Linked DNA regions of Homo sapiens: region 2 is linked to region 1. Evidence: read pairs that join two places in POLR2A ChIA-PET (ENCODE). Cell type or tissue: IMR-90. All regions are shown on one strand.

What was found. Peaks named below come from ENCODE experiments on the same cell type or tissue, not always from the same donor. Only the 100,000 strongest peaks of a DNase experiment are listed, where the experiment ranks them.
Region 2: POLR2A ChIA-PET joins it to region 1 with 6 read pairs; 2 of 35 experiments call an interaction of 5 or more read pairs at or near these places.

What each region holds. Positions count from the first base shown.
Region 1 is chr16:84,298,624-84,303,623 of GRCh38, reverse strand. The region is part of intron 1 of WFDC1 (WAP four-disulfide core domain 1); the gene reads right to left. Among named protein-coding and RNA genes, the nearest start is that of WFDC1, 6.2 kb to the right of the region's middle. In IMR-90, no CTCF peak of the experiment used is centred here; a DNase peak (open chromatin) is centred at 383; H3K27ac peaks cover 3,942 bases.
Region 2 is chr16:84,692,040-84,697,039 of GRCh38, reverse strand. No RefSeq gene overlaps it. Among named protein-coding and RNA genes, the nearest start is that of USP10, 5.5 kb to the left of the region's middle. In IMR-90, no CTCF peak of the experiment used is centred here; no DNase peak of the experiment used is centred here.

The DNA of each region.
Region 1 (5,000 bases):
AACACGTGTGCTGTGTGTAACTGCTTCATGAAACAATCTAGACAGACACCCCAGAATGTCACCAGAGTTTACATCTTGGAGGAAGAATTCAGATCATTTCTACTAATTTATAACTTTCTGTGTTGCCTGACTTTTTTTTTTTTTTACAGTAAACATCATTCTTTTAATAATCAGTAGAAGAATTTATAAACCACTTCCATTTAGGGAAAAAGAATCCAATCTCCAGAGCTGCCACCAAAGCTACCCACATGCCTCCCTCAGTGCTCACCACCCCCTTCCTTCCACATGCAGGAGCTTTTACCCTTCTTTGGAAAGTTCCAGCAGCTTAGCGGCCAGACCAATAAAAATGCACCCCAGCACTGGTTTGCGTGGTGGAGGAAGAAAGCCAGTTTTCCTCTAAGCATTACTTGCTCTTCCTCTGGAATTTGGACGTCAAACATCTAAAAATATGTCGCTCCCCGGAACAGTGGGCTTAGAGTTCAGCGTGCGTAGATGAATGCCATTTCCTGGTGCCCGGGGCCCTTAACACTGGGCTCTGGGGACAGAATTTGGCACAAGGTTAATGGGACTTCCTCAGAGGGAGGCCAAAAAAAAAAAAAAAAGAAAGAAAGAAATTCACGAGACGGCAAAGTCGACCAAGTCTTCCCAACAATGTCATTGTCAGTCAGTGCACCCGAGAGTCCTCTAGAACTTTCCATCCCTTCTATTCTGTTCCGGAAGGTTTTAACATAATTGATTCATTCATTCAACAGTAAATTCATAATTCCCAGGCCCACTGGGTTTCGGGCGCTGGGCTGGAAATGGGGAGTTCCGAGTTGAACCAGAAGACGTTGGCCCTGACTTCACGTGGCTGTTTCAGGACAAGTCAGAGACACCACACACAACAGCACACAGATAAGGCGAACGAATTGCTTTTTGTGGTCATCTGCAAAAGCAGTTAGAGAGAAACCTAAACAAATCATGCCAATAACAACAACAGAGCTAAATGCTAAGAAGGAAGAGCTGGGCTCTTATGTAAACATTTAAGGGAAATCATAATGGGGCATTCAGGGAGAGGCCTCGGAGGAGATGGGCGTGAAGCTACGATGACCCACGAGCCGGAGTGGGCACCGTGAGCGGACACTTGCTGAGAGGCTGCCTCTCGGTGCTGGGGACACAGAGGACTCACAAGGACTCTATGTGCCATCGCAGAATTCCCGAGAGGTGCCTCAGGTTCTCGCTGCTTTTTAGAAAAATTATTGTGGTAAAATATATATAACATGCAATTTTCCATTTCAGCCATCTTAAGTGTGCGAGTTGGCGGCATTAATTAGACTTACGATGTGTGCAACCACCTCCATGATCTATTTCTGCGGCTTTTCCATCACCCCAGGCAGAACCTCTGTTCTCATCAGACAGCTGCCCCCTATTCCTCCCTCCCCCAGCCCCTGGCAACCAAGAATCTCCTTCCCGTCCCGCTGGATTTGCCTCTTCTGGACGTTGCATCCAAACAGTGTCACACACCCGTGGCCTTTGTGCACTCAGCATCATGTCTTCGAGGTTCATCTGTGCAATGGCGTGTGTCCAGGCTCCGTACCTTTCTATGGCTGAGTTCTAGTCCCCTGAGTGGACAGGTGCGATGTGCTCACCCCATGGGCATCCATCTGCCTCTGCCCTGTGGCTGCGGTGAGTGCTGGCACAGAGGTGTCCTGCTTTCCTGTCTCCCTCTCCCGAGTGATAACCACACAGGGACCTGGGATGCTTCTTTACTCGTTGATTTCCACCTGGAATTTCAGGGCTGGGACCTCAGATGAGGAATCTCAGTCCCAGCGAGGAGAAAGTGATTTGCCTAAGGTCCCCCTCAAAAGTCAGCTATTCATGGACTTTTCATTCCTTCCAGTCCCCCCTCCATGCCAGGTTCTGGGCTAGACACCAGGGTGTGGCCAAGCCTACAGTAAGTTTGCTTCACATCAGTACGACATATCCCCTCTCTCCAGCACCCAGGCAGCTCCGGGGCTTTTCTGGGGTTCTCAACCATGAGCCTTGAAGACCCCCTCCTGGGTGCTGCTGGGGGTTTCCGGAGCCTACTGAGCACCCGCTGACCCCCAAGACGTAGGCATCTTCATAGTCTTGATGATGAAGTCCCGCAGGGTGTGAGCTCACCTGGTTCAAGGAGCAGACAAAGCTCCCAGACTCTGGGGATATAGTGATAGCCCCACTTGTCCCCAGCCAAAACAGCACAGATAAGTCATTCTCTGCAATGGCCTCAGTTTCCTTATCTGTGAAATGTCTCGTTGCCGGTTGCAACCAACAGAAGCTGACTCCCTTGATGCCCAGAGCAGACTGTATTCGTGTCCGAGGGTGCTGCAACAAAATGCCACACGCTGGGGGCTTAAAACAACACAAGTGGATTCTTTCACAGTTCTGGAAGCCAGAAGGCTGAGATCCAGGTGTCTGGCAGGGTTGGTTCCTTTGTGGAGGCTCTAAGGAGAAAACCTTTCAATGTCTCTCCCAGCTTCCAGTGGTGGCTGGCAGTCCCTCATGTTCTCTGGTCCCTCATGTGTCTCTTGTAGATACATCACTCTGACCTCTGCAACCCTCTGTCTTTGCATGGCCTTCTCTCCATGTGTCTCTGATTCTATGTCTCTTCTCCTTTTCCTTTTTTTTTTTGAGATGAAGTCTCACTCTGTCGCCCAGGCTGGAGTGCAATGGCATGATCTTGGCTCACTGCAACGTCCACCTCGCCTCCCAGGTTCAAGTGATTCTACTGCCTCAGCCTCCTGAGTAGCTGTGATTACAGGCATGCACCACCATGCCCAACTAATGTTTGTATTTTTAGTAGAGACAGGGTTTCAGCATGTTGGCCAGGCTGGTCTCGAACTCCTGACCTCGGGTGATCCGCCCACCTCGGCCTCCCAAAGTGCTGGAATTACAGGCGTGGGCCACCATGCCTGGCCCCTTCTCCTTTTCTTATAAGGAACGGGGTTCATATTAAGGAACCACCCACCTCCAGCATGACTTCATCTTATTTTGACTAATTACACCTGTAATGAACCTGTTTCCAAAAAAGGTCACATTCACAAGGATCAGAAGTTAGGGGTTGGATATATCTTTGGGGGGACACAGTTCAACCCACAGCATGGATCCGACAGGATTCGAGTGCAGGGAGTACATTTGGGAGGGGATCCCAGGAAGCCCCAGCTGGGGAGTGGGAAGCTGGGCAGGAAAGGGAAGGCGCCCTTCAGGGAGTGTTAATGAGCAGGTGGCTGCCTGGGCACTAGAGCTCAAACCCAGTGGACCTTGGAGAAACCGTGTGGAACACTCCTCACTCGTGTCCCACCAAAGTTGAGAAGCCAGCTGGGCCATCGGGCTCCAGCTCCATTTGCTCCTACAGGTGTTACCTCCCCGGCACCTTGGCCTGACTGTGTGTGGGCTGAGCAGGCTCCTGCAGCCAGAGAAAGCCTTCAGGCCAGCAGACACAGATGCTTACGGTACAAAGATGAAGGTGAAGGTCAGAACTCATGGAATGGTGAAAGCACAGCTCCAGGCCATCTGCTTCTCCCACTCTTGCTATCTCAGCAAAAAATAAAAGGATGTTTGGAAGGCTCTCAAGAGCTCACAGAAATAATGGGGGAAAGGAGATGGGGAACTGAGGAATGCAAGTTGTGGGCCACTGCTGGCTCCTACAGTCCCCTACTGCTATTAGCACAGGGGGTGCCTCCAGATAGACAATGCAATGCTCCCCTCCCTCCCCCCGTCTGGCAGGATGCATTTGAAAGAGAAAGTGGCACCAGCTCCTGGCTGCTCTAGCCCCTCCCAGCCCCCCTCAGCAGGACAGGCATCTCTGGGCAGGGTGCAAACTGAACCACCATTTCCAGCTGCCCTGGAGGGGTGCTTAGAGGGGAAAACAGACCCACAGTCACACTGACAGTAGGGGCCAGCCTGCCCAGGCCAGGGGCTGCATAGCACCGAGGCCCGCATGGTGGCTGCCATGGGCCCCACCCGGTGGATTTGTCGAGAGGCTCCCAAGAGCGAATACGTGGCAAACTCTTGCCCTGACACAGTGTAAGCGCTCAGTAAATCATTGTTCTCAGGAGTTTCATCTAATGCCAGGAAAGAAAAACCAAAAACACCAAGTCCACAGAACCGACTGAGCTCCATGGAAAGGTTATTGGACTATTTACAAACGTTCTGCTTCTGTTTTATTCATTCTCATAAATATTTGGTTCTGGAATGGGGTTTTTGGTTTTTTTTTTTTGCTTTTTGTTTTTTGTTTTTTGAGATGGAGTTGCGCTCTTCTTGCCCAGGCTGGAATCCAATGGCACGATCTCGGCTCACCGCAACCTCCGCCTCCCAGGGTTCAAGCAATTCTCCTACCTCAGCCTCCCGAGTAGCTGGGATTACAGGCATGCGCCACCATGCCCGGCTAATTTTTTTTGTATTTTTAGTACAGACGGGGTTTCTCCATGTTGGTCAGGCTGGTTTTGAACTCCCGACCTCAGGAGATCTGCCTGCCTTGGCCTCCCAAAGTGCTGGGATTACAGGCATGAGCCACTGTGAGCCACTGTGCCCGGCCTGGAATGGGTTTTTAAATCTGTCCGTAGTGCACATGTAGGGAATGCAGTTCTGTGCCAGTCAGGGAACTGTGGGCTCTATGGTCTTTTTACTGAGCCCTGCAAAGCAGGCACTACTGTGTCCCGTGCTGCAGATGAGGAAACCGAGGCTCAGATAGGAGAAGGAAACTCCTGAAGGTCTTAGAGATAGAAGGCGGGAGACCCGGCACTTCTCATTAGAAGCTTCTCCTAAGGGCCTCCCACGGGAATGGAAGGCAAGCGTGCTCATCTCTGGCACTGTCTCTGCATGCTTAGACCAAGAAGCATAAACAGCACTCAGGACATTAACCGGCCCCACTCTAAGAGACCAGTCCGCTACACAAAACTCACTCTGCCGGGGGACGAGGCTTTGAGAGACTAGAGCAGGCTACAGGCAGCCCTGCGCTTGGTCAGGACTGAACCACCAGC
Region 2 (5,000 bases), 390 kb before region 1:
CCCCATACTGTTCTCATGGTAGTGAGTAAGTCTCACAAGATCTAATGTTTGTGTGTGTGTGTGTGTGTGTGTGTGTGTGTGTGGTTTTTTTGGTTTGTTTGGTTGTTTTTTTGTTTTTGTTTTTGTTTTTGTTTTTGAGACAGTCTTGCTCTGTCGCCCAGGCTGGAGTGCAGTGGCAGGATCTCAGCTCACCGTAACCTCCGCCTTCTGGGTTCAAGTGATTCTCCTGCCTCAGCTTCTGGAGTAGCTGGGACTACAGGCATGTGACACCACGCCCGGCTAATTTTCGTATTTTTAGTAGAGATGGGGTTTCACCATGATGGCCAGGCTGGTCTTGAACTCCTGACCTCAAGTGATCTGCCCACGTCAGCCTCCCAAAGTGCTGGGAATACAGGCGTGAGCCACCACGCCCAGCCTCTAATGGTTTTACAAATGAGAGTTCCCCTGCACAAGCTCTCTTGCCTGCCGCCATGTTAAGCGTGACTTTGCTCCTCATTTGCCTTCCGCCATGATTGTGAGGCCTCCCTTGCCATGTGGAACTGTGAGTCAATTAAACCTCTTTGCTTTATAAATTACCTAGCTTGGGTATGTATGTCTTTATTAGCAGCATGACAACCGACTAATACACCTGGTATCTCCCATGAGTCTGGGGACAGTGGCCTAGGCCTGGAGTCAAGACAGGCCCAAGTTCAAATCTGGAATCCCCCACTCACTAGCTGTGTGAACCTGGGCAAGTTACCTACATTTTCTGTGAATCTTTTGTAGAAGGTGGTGTGATGGGCAGAATAATGCCCCTCCCCTCAAAGATGTCCATGCCCCAACCTCAGAACCTGTGGATATATTACTTTACATGGTAAAAGGAACATTGCAAATGTGGTAATGTTAAAGGCTTTGAGATGGATTATCCTGGGAAATAACCTAATTATGACATGACTGGTGGGTCCCAAGTAATCACAAGGGTCCTTATGAGGGAAAGAAGGAGGGGCAAGAGAGTCAGGTCACAAGGAGATGTGAAAATAGAAGCAGAAAGAGAGAGGGAGAGATTTGAAGATGCTGCGCTGCTGGTGCCACGAGCCAAGGAATGTGGGTGGCCTCTAGGAGCTGGAAAAGGGCAAACATTTTCTGCTAGTGCTGCCAGAAGGAACATAGCCTTGCTTACAGCTTGATTTAGCCCCGTGAGTCTTCTGAGCTACAGAACTTTAAAACAAAAAACTTGTGTTGATTTAAGCCGGTAAATTTTGTTCCAGCAACAATAGGAAACTATGACAGGGGAAGCAACACTACCTGTTCTATAAGCCTGTTGCTAGGAGGAGATGAAGTAATGGAGCTAGCACATGGAGTGTGCTGCCTGGTGCTTTTATTTTTTTATTTTTTTGAGACGGAATTTCACTTTGTCGCCCAGGCTGGAGTACAGTGGCATGATCTCAGCTCGCTGCAACCTCCGCCTCCAGGGTTCAAACGATTCTTCTGCCTCAGCCTCCCAAGTAGCCGAGATTGCAGGCATGCACCACCATGCCCAGCTAATTTTTGTATTTTTAGTAGAGACAGCGTTTCACTCTGTTGGCCAGGCTGGTCTCAAACTCCTGACCTCAGGTGATCCACCCGCCTCGGCATCCCAAAATGCTGAGATTACAGGCATGAGCCACCATGCCCGGTGCCTGGTGCTTTTAAACTACCATTCAACAAATGGTAAGTGAGTTTTCTCATTGTCCAGTTTGGGCATAAGGCTTCCCCAAGGAGGTAACATTTGAGCTAGATCTTGATGAGTAGGTGTTTCCCAAGAGTTCTTTTCTGGAACTCTGAAAGTATATAGGAGTGCCACTAACTGTGTGGCCTTAAGCAAGTAACTAGTGTCTCTGGACCTCAGTTTCCTCATCTGCAAAATGGGAGAAATAATACCTCCCAGGGATATCGTGAAAAGGAGAATAAGATAACAGAGGCAAATTGCTTAGCAAAATGTCCGGCATACAGCAAGGGCTTAATAAATGGTGAAAATTGTCATTATTACTCCCAGAGTTCTTAGAAGGGAAAGTGAGGTTTGCACAGGAAGGGCTCAGTGCATTTGACAGCATTTATTGCCAATTATAAAATTCAAGCTTTCTTTCAAACAAAAATTAGAATTTGGAGACACTTGTATCCACCATTGTGAGATGGACAGCTACCCAATTCTTAAAGACTTTTCTGATAAGATTGGTGGTGATAGTAATAAATGTAACTTTTTTTCAACTTTTAGATTCAGGAGGTACATGTGCAGGTTTGTTACCTGGGTATACTGCATGATGCTGAGATTTGGGGTAGGAATGATCTCGCCCCCCAGGTACTGAGCATAGTACCCACTGTTAGTTGTTCAACGCTTGCCCCCCTCCCTCCCTTCCCCCTCTAGTAGTCGCTAGTGTCTATTGTTGCCATCTTTATGTCTGTAATTAAAAAAAAAAAATAGAATAGAATGCGTCAACATTTGGAAGATCTGCATAACTCAGCGAATCAATGTTTTCCAAATGACTGATGTTATAAAATTGCACATGAGTAAAAGATCCATTCAAAGTACAAGATAGGACAGTGGGGCCAGACACAATGGCTAATGCTTGTAATCCGAGGCTGGTCTCAAACTCCTGAGCTCAAGCAATCCTTTCTCCTCAGTCTCCCACAGTGCTGGGATTACAGGTGTGAGCCACTGCTCCTGGCCCAGACTTTTTAAAAATTTGTAAAAATACAAAATAATGCCACTCCTCTCACCAAAATGTTTTGTTTTGGAGTATAGTTGTTTTTCACTAAAATGATGTTATTTATGTTAACATTTAATGAAAGTATTATATTTTAAATAAATTGTTATTATTTTGTAATGTTTTAGTTTTTACTTCTAATATGGTAAACCACAACAGATACAACCTCTGTCTCCTGTGTTCAAGCGATTCTCCTGCCTCGGCCTCCTGAATAGCTGGGATTACAGGTGCGTGAGCCACCACGCCCGGCTAGTTTTTGTATTTTTAGTAGAGATAGGGTTTCACCATGTTGGTCAGGCTGGTCTCGAACTCCTGACCTCGTGATCCTCCCACCTCGGCCTCCCAAAGTGCTGGAATTACAGGCGTGAGCCACCGCACTGGCTCTTTTTTTTTTTTTTTTTTTCTCATTTAATTCTTTAGCTTTGCCAACAGGAGGTCAGCCAACAATAATTTTTAAGAATGTGAAGAGATCAGCGACCAAGAAGTTTGAGAACTCCAGCTCTCCCGTGCCAGCAAGTGCCCACTTTAAATGTGCCCTCTGTCTGCCTGGAACTTTCCCCAGGGAGGCTCAACCCTTCATTCACTCAGGTTTCTGTTAATGGTCGTCTCTTCCTAAAGGACCCTCCTCACTCCTTTGCCCATAATGGGTGCCCCACCCTGTGCCCTCCTGCTATCCAGGTTAATTTCCCACAGCACTCACAAACTTTCTTTCAAACAAAAATTAGAATTTGGGGAAACTTGTAGCTGACATTTGGGGAAACTAGCTGACATTCTATGGCATATTAATTTTGTGTGTTTATTGTCTTTTTCTTCCACTAGAATCAGGCCTGGCGCAGTGGCTCATGCCTGTAATCCCAGTACTTTGGGAGGCTAAGGCAGGTGGATCACTTAAGCCCAGGAGTTCAAGACTAGCCTGGCTAACATGGCAAAACACCGTCCGTCTCTACTAAAAAATACAAAAATCCACTGGACATGGTGGCAGGTACCTGTAATCCCAGCTACTCAGGAGGCTGAGGCAGGAGGATTGCTTGAACCTGGGGGGTGGAGGTTGCAGTGAGCCGAGATCATACCACTCCACTCCAGTATGGGTAACAGAGCAACTGTCTCAAAATAATAATAATAATAATAAAAAATATAAGCTCCATGAAGCCAGGTACTTGGTCTTGTGTTCTGATATTTTTGCAGGACCTAGAACAGTTCCAGGCATTTTGGGCAGCTGCTTACAAAACATTTGTTGAATGAATGAAGGAAGGAATGACCTCATTTAATTCTTGGAAAACCCAGTAAGGCAGATCCTATTGGTTTCCCCGTTTTAAGGTGGGGGAAATGGAAAAAAGTCAAGTGACTTGCCTAACATCATGTCACTTATAAGTGGGGCAGATTGGGATAAAAAAGATTGGCCAAATGCAGAGTTCAAAACTGAGTCAAATCAAGTACTATGAAAAGACATTTTTGAGATAATTTAGAGAATGTAGGTGAGGCCTGGAAAATACCAAGAAACTATTTACCAATACATGTGTTAGGTATGGTCATGACATTGTGGTTTATATAAGAAAATACTCCTGGTTTTAAGAAGTGGGCTCTGAAATATGTAGGGAATGAAATGACGTGAGGTATGGGATTTGCTTTAAAGTATCTGAGGACAAAACAGGAAGGAAAAAGGAAGTGACGAAGCAAACGTTGCAAAATCTTGGTAGCTGTTGAACCTGATATATGGATGTCTTTGTTAGTCCCGGTCCTCTGAGAAACAGGGACCAAGAGGTGGAGAAGGAAAAGGCCCAGGAGGGAAAGAGGAAGGGTGGGCAGAGATGGGAGATTGGCCGGCAGAGTGTGGGGCTGGCCCCTGCAGAGGAGAGCAGGAAGGCAGAGGGCTGGGAGGAAGAGGGTTTCACTGTAGGGCAGTTTTCTTCTTTTTTTTCTTTTTCTTTTTTTTTTTTTTTGAGGCGGAGTCTCTCTCTGTCGCCCAGGCTGGAGTGCAGTGGCACTCTCTGCTCACTGCAAGCTCCGCCTCCCAGGTTCGCGCCATTCTCCTGGCTCAGCCTCCCAAGTAGCTGGGACTACAGGTGCCCGCCACCATGCCTGGCTAATTTTTTGCATTTTTAGTAGAGACGGGGTTTCGCCGTGTTAGCCAGGATGGTCTCGATCTCCTGACCTCATGATCCACCCGCCTTGGCCTCCCAAAGTGCTGGGATTACAGGCGTGAGCCACCGCGCCCGGCCTGTAGGGCAGTTTTCTAAAAGTTTCAGCAAGGTCATCAGGAGTCCTTGGGACACAACT